Regions from separate parts of the Homo sapiens genome. Here region 2 is linked to region 1. A link is an interaction called in ENCODE POLR2A ChIA-PET data of the cell type or tissue named here. Cell type or tissue: PC-9. All regions are shown on one strand. Each heading gives the region's core, and the rest is flanking DNA. Links, peaks and the distances in the headings are about the cores only.

Region 1 (2,626 bases), core at 1-2,500:
AATCCTGAGAGGTAGGTACTGCACCACCAACTTTCCATAGCAGTGATAGCCATCATTTAATGAGCTCCTACTACGTGCCAGACAGCATACCACAACCACTATGAGGTTAATTTTACCAGCCTCATTTTAATAGATGGGAGGCCTGAGGCTCAGAGAAGTAACTTGTCTATGATCACAGTAACAGGGCTAAAATATGAACTTACTCATGTATGCTTTGTAAATTTTTAAAGGCATTTTTACATTTGTTCATTAATTTCTGCATTAATTAAAGCAGGTTGTATTATATGCTTATGTATGTTTTTAAAACAGATTTTCCTTGATAGATATTTTATCCACCCTTATCCCCACATACATAGCTTTGGGATATAGACTTCCAGAAACCTTCCTGTGTTTCCCTCTGATACCTTCCTTGTTTCCTAAATTCATACTGACATTGTGGTATAGTTTCAGTCATTCAATTAAGTCACCCTACCATTATTGCTCTGTAGTCTATATATAGAGTGAAAAGAGAACTGGACAGGAAGTCAAGGACCTAGAGTTGATCTTTCCACTGACTTGTTGGCTAACCTTGAGGGAGTTGCCCGGCCATCTCTTTGCCTGTTTCCTTATCTGTAATTGAGGGGGTTAAATTCTGTGATCTCCATGGCCTTTCCTGGCTCTAAAATTCTATGATTCTGGGAACTAAGATTTGCCAGGGAGTGGAGTTTCGGTAAAATGTTTTTTGTTTTTTGGAGAGAGTCTTGCTGTATTTCCCAGGCTGGAGTGCAATGGCGTGATCTTGGCTCATTGCAACCTCTGCCTCCCAGGTTCAAGTGATTCTCCTGCTTCAGCCTCCCAAATAGCTAGAATTACAGGTGCCTGCCACCACGCCTGGCTAATTTTTGTATTTTTAGTAGAGACATGGGTTTCACCATGTTGGCCAGGCTGGTCTCGAACTCCTGACCTCAGGTGATCCGCCCGCCTTAGCCTCCCAAAGTGCTGGGATTACAGGCATGAGCCACTGTGCCCAGCTTTCTGTAAATGCTTAAGTGAAAAGAATCACAATTCTTATACCAATAAACTCCTTTTGGCTTGAGAAACAGAAGAGCACTCTTGGTACACAACTAGTGGTAACGCTATGGGAACAGAGATAACAGAAGCAGGATCAAGGCCTGGGTGGTACTTCCACCTACCGGACAGAAACTGCATGACTCTATTTGCAGAGTATTTGCCCCACTTTGTGCTTTTTTTTTGGCAGCCTTACTGTTAAGGATGCTTATAAAGATCATGGCTTTATTGGGCTACAGGGACCTTGAGAGCTCTTTGCATCTTTCTTTTGCCCACCAGTTAGGATGGCTCCTGAGGTTCTCAAACTGAGGAAGGGGTGGGCAGACATATCTTCCAGGCTGCTAGTCAGATACATACACTTCTCTTCCTACTGAAGGCCTATCTTATTCTCTGAAGATGTTAAATTTCACAATTTGCCTCCATAATTTCTTTTTATATTTCTCAACCTTGAGGCAAAATTGCCAATGTTGATAATCTTAGAGATGGAATCCTGACACCAAAAGATCTTTGGGGTATAAAACAAAACAACCTCCCATTTTCCTGTGCGTTATGATGCTGGGGACAGTCTTTGTTAATCCCCCCCGCCCTGCTTTTTTTTTTTTTTTTTTTTTTTTAGACAGGGTCTGGCTGCCTTGCCCAGGCTGGAGTGCAGTGGCCCAGTCATGGTTCACTGCAGCCTTGACCTCCCCAGGCTCAAGTGATCCTCCCACCTCAGCCTCCCAAATAGCTGGGATTACAGGCATGCACCACCACGCTTGGCTAATTTTTTTTTTTTTGGTTTGTTTTTGGAGACAGAGTCTCGCTCTGTCGCCCATGCTGGAGTGCAGTGGCACAATTTTGGCTTACCACAACCTCCGCCTCTCGAGTTCAAGTGATTCTCGTACCTCAGCCTCCTGAGTAGCTGGGACTACAGGTGCATGCCACCATGCCTGGCTAATTATTTATATTTTTAGTAGGAACAGGGTTTTGCCATGTTGGCCAGGCTGGTCTTGAACTCCTGACCTCAGGTGATCCACCCGGCTCGGCCTCCCAAAGTGCTGGGATTACAGGCGTGAGCCACCACGCCCAGCTGCTTGGCTAGTTTTTTGTAGAGACAGGGTTTTGCCATGTTGCCCAGGCTGGTCTCCAACTCCTAGACTCGAGCCATCTCCCTGCCTCAGCCTCCCAAAGTGTTAGTACTACAGGCATGAGCCACTGCTCCCAGCTGCACAGTCCTGTCTCCTAATATGATATTCCTTTCCCCTAATGTTCTTTAGTTCTTAAGTGTTCAGAGCTTCAGCCACTATCCAGGGCACCGTCAAAGACAAATGCATTGAGGAAATGTAGCAACAGTCTCCATCCCTGGAAAGACCGGTGTGGCAGGGAGAGTCTAAGGATTAAAGGAGAGATAGGGATATGACTGTGGGACTAATGTGCATTTTATTCTATTTGGCTGTAGGAACCTGCCCCTCTCCATTGGCATCTCCATGCCCATTGTCACCATCATCTATATCTTGACCAATGTGGCCTATTATACTGTGCTAGACATGAGAGACATCTTGGCCAGTGATGCTGTTGCTGTGGTAAAGGATTTTCACTA
Region 2 (7,932 bases), core at 1,744-4,243, 150 kb before region 1:
AACTCGGGGACGGAGAAGGGCAGACTAGTCATCCCGGAGAAGCAGGGGTGAGGGGGTCGGCTAGGATGAGGAGGGGAGAGACTATTACTCTTTGGAGGGGAGGAGCCTCGGACCCAGTAACGTGAGGAAAATAACTTGTGGGAGGCCTGTGGTCACTGAGTCCCAAAGTTGGGAGAGTTGTTGGGTAAACTCTAAAGGGCCCTGGAGGTCGCGATTATTGTCTGGGAGTGGGAGGAGGTGTTAGGGGGCAAGGGAGAGAAGAGGCTAATTTTGACGGGGGAGGCATGGGCAGAACTGGGGCAAATCTGGATGTGATGGTCTTGGAAACATACTGACACCTGAGGAGAAAAAAATTCTACTTGTGGATATCCATCATTTTCTCCTTACTCATATGTCCCATGGCTGTGTTTTAGGGAGAAATTGAGGCACAGTACAGCAGAGTTGATATCCCCCAAGGTGGTCTGAACTCAGCAGCCTAGTAGGCTGAACTGATGGCAGCTGAAAGGGCTGTGCAAAATCAAGATAGCCTAAATCCAGTTGCTTGGCTCTCTGGCACTGCTGCTGTCTTTACATGATTCTGGGTCTGTCGCGGTTGTAGGTTTGATTTCCTCTGCATGCCTGTCTTCCATCCGCGTTTCAAGAGGGAGTTCATTCAGGAACCTGCTAAGAATCGGCCCGGTCCCCAGACACGATCAGACCTACTGCTGTCAGGAAGGGGTAGGGACCATCCCATATGCCCCTTAATTATTAGAGGCAATAACAACTTCTGCTTTATCGGGGCCCTCATTCTCCTCCTTTTCTGACTTGGATATATTTGTTAGTCCCTGGGATATAGATAACTTGTTTTCTCCTTGCTTCTCTATTCTGCATCAGGCTATCCCATGTCTATGTAGAAAAAACCTTTGTCTCTCATTTCTACTCTTGATTCCCAAAACTAAAAATTGAACAAGTAAAGTGCTGAACCTTATTCAGTATTTGTCTTTCTTGGGTGGGGGAGTGCAGACTGGAATACGCTAATTGTGGGAAAGCTTTCTCCATGGATTCGTCCAGACTCAAAAGTGGAGAAGATTCGCAGGAACTCCGAGGCGGTAAGACTGTTTGACTTCTCTGCTGGATTTTTCTAACCAAGCTGGGTGGGGAGAGTGGTCCCCTCCCATCCCCAATAACTTGGTAAATTAACTGATAGAATGAAATTAAAGCTATTAGGCTGGGTGCTGTGGTGCACACCTATAATCCTAGCACTTTGGGAGGCTGAGGCTGTAGGATCACTGGAGCTCGGGATTTCGAGACCAGCCTGGGCAGCGTAGTGAAACCCCATCTCTATAAAATATACAAAAATTAGCCAGGCATGGTGGTGCATGCCTGTGGTCCCAGCTACTCAGGAGGCTGAGGAGGGAGGATCAGTTGAGCTTGGGAAGGTCAAGGCTGCAGTGAGTGGAGACTGTGCCACTGCACTCCAGCCTGGGTGACAGAGTGAGACTTTGTCTCAAAAAAAAAAAAAAAAAAGCTGTTTGCTTGTTAGCTCAAACTTTTCCTCTTCATCTCCGTTCCAGGCCATGTTACAGGAGCTGAATTTTGGTGCATATTTGGGTCTTCCAGCTTTCCTGCTGCCCCTTAATCAGGAAGATAACACCAACCTGGCCAGAGTTTTGACCAACCACATCCACACTGGCCATCACTCTTCCATGGTATAGCTGAGGGGCTCCTTTCCTGCTGCATATCATAGTAGTCAGATTGTGCTAAGTACCTTCTTGTGCCTAGCCATTCAGTGAAGGGTGTGTTTGGCAGAATTGAAGTATCAGTATTGGCGGGCACAGTGGGTGATGCCTGTAATCCCAGCACTTTGGGAGGCTGAGGTGGGCAGATCACTGAGCTCAGGAGTTCGAGACCAGCTTGGGCAGCGTGGTGAAATCCTGTCTGTATAAAAAACCAAAACCAAAACAAAAACAAAAAAACACAAATTAGCTAGGTGGGGTGTCACACGCCTGTAGTCCCAGCTACTTGGGAAGCTGAGGTGGGAGGATGACTTGAACCTGTGAGGCGGAGGTTGCAGTTAGCTGAGATTGCACCACTGCACTCCAGCCTGGGTGACAGAGCCAGACCTTGTCTCAAAAAAAAAAAAAAAAAAAGGTCAGTATTGCGCACCTCTCCATCTAAAAGTGGTATGAAGAGAGTTTCAAAACATGTAAATGTAATTATTTTGGAAACTTACGTAAGACAAGGCAGATATTTACATAAGGATCTATATATAAGGTACATGTTCACTTACAAAATTACAAATTGGGAAAAGCATATAAAGGGATTAACGAGGTCTGGATGAAGTTTTTTTTATTGAGGGAAACTTTCTGGACCCAATGAGTTCAAAAGAGAGTTCTAAAAGGGTGACTGTTCATGTGCAGTTCTGGATGCGGGTACCCTTGGTGGCACCAGAGGACCTGAGAGATGATATAATTGAGAATGCACCAACTACACACACAGAGGAGTACAGTGGGGAGGAGAAAACGTGGATGTGGTATGTCTCCCTTTGCTGCTGTACCAGGGTGCAAGGGATAGGGTGAGGGGAAGTACAGGGTGCAACCTGTAGGGAGGTCTCCTTGAGCTGTGGTGATTGGTCGGCCATATCTAGTTTACTGTACTTTTCTGTATTTGACTGAACAGGTGGCACAACTTCCGGACTTTGTGTGACTATAGTAAGAGGATTGCAGTGGGTGAGTCCATGAGAATCCTGGGATGGGTGTGGCTTCTCTTACCTCCTGTGAATAAGAATCAGGAATTTCATATATAGTATACAATTTTGCTACTTCCCCTCTGTCTCAGACTGGCTTTCTCTTAAAGAAGTAAACAGATTTTGCGCAAAGGAGCAAGGAAGGGTTTCTTGCCTGGCAGTGGTTGACAGTTTTTCTTTTGCCTCATGTAGCTCTTGAAATTGGGGCTGACCTCCCATCTAATCATGTCATTGATCGCTGGCTTGGGGAGCCCATCAAAGCAGCCATTCTCCCCACTAGCATTTTCCTGACCAATAAGAAGGGATTTCCTGTTCTTTCTAAGATGCACCAGAGGCTCATCTTCCGGCTCCTCAAGGTGAGTGGTAGGAGGGTTCTAAAGGTAGTCCAGCTATACATCTTGCCTTATTTACCTGTGTATGATCGTTTTTTCCTGTGAGGCTGACTCTTTTTCTTTGGTTTCTGGGGAGCAATTTCAGTGAAGTTGGGAATCTTGAGAACAAAAAGGTAAATGCCAGTAGTAGCCCTAGAAACCTTTCAAAACAAACCAAACCTCATGAGAACTTTGCAGAAGGTTTCATTTAGGAAGTTACAGCAAGGATCCATGAGGCTGTTTGGGTGTTGATACTTTCATGGCATAAGAGGGCTTTTTCTTTTTTCTTTTTTTTTTTGAGACAGGGTCTCACTCTGTTACCCAGACTGGAGTGCAGCCATACCATCTCAGCTCACCAGAACCTCTGCCTCCCAGGCTTAAGCGATTCTTCTGCTTTAGCCTCCTGAGTAGCTGGGATTATAGGAATGCACCACTACTGCCCGGCTAATTTTTGTATTTTCAGTAGAGACAGGTTTTATCATGTTGGCCAGGCTGGTCTTGAACGCCTGACCTCAAATGATCCACCCGCCTCGGCCTTCCAAAGTATTGGGATTACAGGCGTGGGCCACCACGCCCGGCCAAGGGGGCTTTTTATAAGTTTACTGAAGCCTCATGCTGCCTTTGTTGGTATTGGGACAGACGCTAGAGAACTGTTGGTCTGGGCCAGGTGCAGTGGCTCGCGCCTGTAATCCCAGGACTTTGGGAGGCTGAGGCGGATGGATCATCTGAGGTCAGGAGTTTGAGACCAGCCTGTCCAACATGGTGAAACCCCGTCTCTACTAAAAATACAAAAATTAGCCAAGCATGGTGGCACGCACCTGTAGTCCCAGCTACTTGGGAGGCTGAGGCAGGAGAATTGCTTGAACCTGGGAGGTGGAGGTTGCAAGTGAGCCAAGATCACGCCATTGCACTCCAGCCTGGGCAATAGAGCGAGACTCCATCTTTTTTTTTAAAAAAAAAAAAAAAGAGAACTGTTGATCTGGGCCTTATTTTACACTAGGGCTCTTTGGCCATATACCATAATATTCCAGAATCTTGGTTTGAGGGCTGTGTCTGATGGTCTGACTTTTCTCACAGTTGGAGGTGCAGTTCATCATCACAGGCACCAACCACCACTCAGAGAAGGAGTTCTGCTCCTACCTCCAATACCTGGAATACTTAAGCCAGAACCGTCCTCCACCTAATGCCTATGAACTCTTTGCCAAGGGCTATGAAGACTATCTGCAGTCCCCGCTTCAGGTGGGTCTGGAGTGCACTTAGAGGAGGAAGGTGGGATGGAAAATGTTTCTTGAGAATATATGCCTCCAAATCTTACTAAAACTCAGAAAGCAGTGGAAAGTTTTTGATATTTTAGTGCATTGTCCTTTGCCAGAAACTGGCTAACTTTGTCCTTTTCCTCATTCATCAGCCACTGATGGACAATCTGGAATCTCAGACATATGAAGTGTTTGAAAAGGACCCCATCAAATACTCTCAGTACCAGCAGGTACTGTGTGGTGCCCAGGGTGAGGAAAGCACAGGGCCAGCATGACCTGGGGAGGATGGGATTACAACCATGGGATATTCTCTCCTCCCTCCAGGCCATCTATAAATGTCTGCTAGACCGAGTACCAGAAGAGGAGAAGGATACCAATGTCCAGTGAGTGCTTTCCCCTCAATCTCAGGGACTTGCATACCTATATCTGTATATGCCAAGTCTGCTTGACTCTTCCCTTTCTTTCTTAGGGTACTGATGGTGCTGGGAGCAGGACGGGGACCCCTGGTGAACGCTTCCCTGCGGGCAGCCAAGCAGGCCGACCGGCGGATAAAGCTGTATGCTGTGGAGAAAAACCCAAATGCCGTGGTGACGTGAGTAGCAACCTGCTTGCTGGGAAGTTAGTCCTCATTGCCAAATTTCCTTAACATCTCTCCTTACCTTATTGTCTCTGTTTCAGGCTAGAGAACTGGCAGTTTGAAGAATGGGGAAGCCAAGTGACCGTAGTCTCATCAGACATGAGGGAATGGGTGGCTCCAGAGAAAGCAGACATCATTGTCAGTGAGCTTCTGGGCTCATTTGCTGACAATGAATTGTCGCCTGAGTGCCTGGATGGAGCCCAGCACTTCCTAAAAGGTGCCCCCAGGTTGGGGTGTAGGTGGAGGGTGATGATGGGTGAGACAGCAACCTGGGAGGAGGGTACAGGGTTTAGGGGAAAGTGGGTTGGACCTGGGTCACATCATATGAGTTTGAGAGCCACTGCTTCACTGCCTCTGTGCCCCTAGCAAATGAAGTCATCTCTCCAAACCTTAGTGTTCATATTTGTAAAATGAAGGGAGTGGGCTGGGCGCGGTGGCTCATGCCTGTAATTGCAGCACTTTGGGAGGCCAAGGCGGGAGGTCAGGAGTTTGAGACCAGCCTGGGCAACATGGCGAAACCCCATCACTACTAAAAATACAAAAATTAGCCAGGCGTGGCGGTGCACGCCTGTAATCCCAGCTACTCGGGAGGCTGAGGCGCGAGAATCACTTGAACCTGGGAGGAGAAGGTTGCAGTGAGCTGAGATTGTGCCACTGCACTCCAGCCTGGGCAACAGAGCGAGACTCCATCTCAAATAAATAAATAAATAAATAAATAAATAAATAAATATGACATATGTACCCTGAGCTTAGCTTTCATCAGGAACTTTTGTGGGACTTTGTGACCCCACAAAAGTTAAGAACCACCAGATTAGACTATCTTGGGTTCTTTCAGTTTTAATCTGTGTGACTCTGTAAATTAACCTAGTAGTGGAATCCTCCATGACAGTAGTTGGAAGCAGGCTGGCTTAGTAATGTGACAACATGCATTTGTCTCTTTCTTCCATGCCCATGCCAACGTTGGTTGGTTTTGACATGGGAGGTTTGATCCTTCTGATCCTTCAGTTAGTACAGACATACCATTTCCCTCCCTCTGGAACTAATTTGACTCTCCTGCTGTGCAGATGATGGTGTGAGCATCCCCGGGGAGTACACTTCCTTTCTGGCTCCCATCTCTTCCTCCAAGCTGTACAATGAGGTCCGAGCCTGTAGGGAGAAGGACCGTGACCCTGAGGTAAAGAACCACTCTCTCTGGAAAGAAGTGGTACTCTTTAGTCCTCTTCTTTTTCTGTATTTGCATCAGCTATTTTCTTCTGCTGGGGATGAAGAGGTGAAGGAGAAGTTAGGGATTGGGGAAGCACTAAAGTAAAACTTTTTTTAATCCTTGGGGAAGTAGTTCTCTCTTGTGTGTCTTCCCCAACACTCTCTCTCTCTTTCTGTCTCTGACAGGCCCAGTTTGAGATGCCTTATGTGGTACGGCTGCACAACTTCCACCAGCTCTCTGCACCCCAGCCCTGTTTCACCTTCAGCCATCCCAACAGAGGTAGGTTCTTTTATGGCTGTCCTCTGACTAGAGGGGTACGGGCTTCTTCCTTCCTCCTGCTTTCTTCCCTTACTGTCCCTAGTCTGCCTTATCTACTCTTCCTTTCCTGGGTCTTGCTCATGCTTTATCAAGTTGTCTAGAGCTTCTGGCCCCTTGTCACCCACATAATTATTTCCTGACAGATCCTATGATTGACAACAACCGCTATTGCACCTTGGAATTTCCTGTGGAGGTGAACACAGTACTACATGGCTTTGCCGGCTACTTTGAGACTGTGCTTTATCAGGACATCACTCTGAGTGAGTGTCTATGGCAGTAGATGGCAGAGTATGAGGGTGTGCTTCCTGGGCAGCTTATATGTACATGTGTCATTTAGATTTATGGGGGGCCCAGTGCTCAATGAATGGAGATCTTTGTGTGATTAGAGAAGAGACCCTCTTCAGCATAGGCAAAAGTCACAGCCATGGAGACCTCTGTTTTTTCATTATTTTGTCCACACAGGTATCCGTCCAGAGACTCACTCTCCTGGGATGTTCTCATGGTTTCCCATCCTCTTCCCTATTAAGGTAGGAACTGCTTTTAAGACTCTCTAGTTAAGCAGTAACCTTTGCCTTTGGTGTTGTGCTTCTTTCCTTCTCCCAGGAAGATAGTTGACTATGACTCATGTTCTCCTGATTTCATATGCTCTTGGATCCCAGTGGTAGGTGTTGGGAGTATTTGGAGTGGCCTTCTGCCTGGCTTTCCCGCATCTACTCTGGCTACTCTTCTGTCTGTTCTCTACTTTGAGCAAGAGTCATCTTTTAAAAACTCAAATTTGATCTTATCTCTCTTGCTGTCTTTTTTTTTTTTTTTTTTTTAAAGAGACGGAGTCTCACTCTGTCGCCCAGGCTGGAGTGCAGTGGCACAATTTCGGCTCACTGCAAGCTCCGCCTCCCGGGTTCATGCCATTCTCCTGCCTCAGCCTCCCTGAGGCTGAGATTACAGGTGCCAGCCACCACACCCGGCTAATTCTTGTATTTTTAGTAGAGACGGGGTTTTACCGTGTTAGCCAGGATGGTCTCGATCTCCTGACCTCATGATCCGCCCACCTCAGCCTCCCAAAGTGCTGGGATTACAGGCGTGAGCCACCGCGCCTGGCCTGATCTTATCTCTCTTTTTTGCTTAAAACTCTTCAATGCCTTCCCATTGTCTTTAGGATAAAAGTCAAAATCTGGGACATTGCTTGTAAGACTTGATGTGATCGAGTGTTTGCTTGCCTTTGCAGCTACTGTCCCCTTGCTTACACTGCTTCAGCCTTATGGACCTTCTTTTTGTTCTAATTGTCTATCTTCTTTCCTACCTCAGGCTTTCATGCCTTTCTCTTGCCTGTAGAGTTCTTTGCTTGTCTCTTCACACAGTTAACCTATCTTCTAGGTCTTCTTTAAACATTTTTATTGTGAGATAAACTTTCTCTGATCTCC

The links. ChIA-PET counts read pairs that join two places held together with the same protein. Peaks named below come from ENCODE experiments on the same cell type or tissue, not always from the same donor. Only the 100,000 strongest peaks of a DNase experiment are listed, where the experiment ranks them.
Region 2: POLR2A ChIA-PET joins it to region 1 with 15 read pairs; 15 of 35 experiments call an interaction of 5 or more read pairs at or near these places.

What each region holds. Positions count from the first base shown.
Region 1 is chr14:22,776,178-22,778,803 of GRCh38, reverse strand. SLC7A7 (solute carrier family 7 member 7) reads left to right here. Exons shown (of 10, transcript NM_003982.4): 4 at 1-11; 5 at 2,486-2,609. Among named protein-coding and RNA genes, the nearest start is that of OXA1L, 11 kb to the right of the region's middle. In PC-9, for the core only: CTCF peaks have their summits at 940 and 1,140 (motif pointing left); a DNase peak (open chromatin) is centred at 1,153.
Region 2 is chr14:22,921,282-22,929,213 of GRCh38, reverse strand. PRMT5 (protein arginine methyltransferase 5) reads left to right here. Exons shown (of 17, transcript NM_006109.5): 2 at 599-717; 3 at 1,003-1,088; 4 at 1,554-1,688; 5 at 2,400-2,512; 6 at 2,659-2,708; 7 at 2,918-3,081; 8 at 4,174-4,335; 9 at 4,505-4,582; 10 at 4,677-4,735; 11 at 4,822-4,944; 12 at 5,031-5,206; 13 at 6,054-6,163; 14 at 6,379-6,472; 15 at 6,655-6,771; 1 more. LOC124903285 (a long non-coding RNA gene) reads right to left here and starts at 4,913. Exons shown (of 2, transcript XR_007064073.1): 1 at 4,773-4,913; 2 at 2,312-2,753. PRMT5-AS1 (PRMT5 antisense RNA 1) reads right to left here. Exons shown (of 2, transcript NR_120600.1): 2 at 5,807-6,135. RefSeq lists an enhancer at 2,053-3,252. In PC-9, for the core only: no CTCF peak of the experiment used is centred there; a DNase peak (open chromatin) is centred at 2,713; H3K27ac peaks cover 1,071 bases.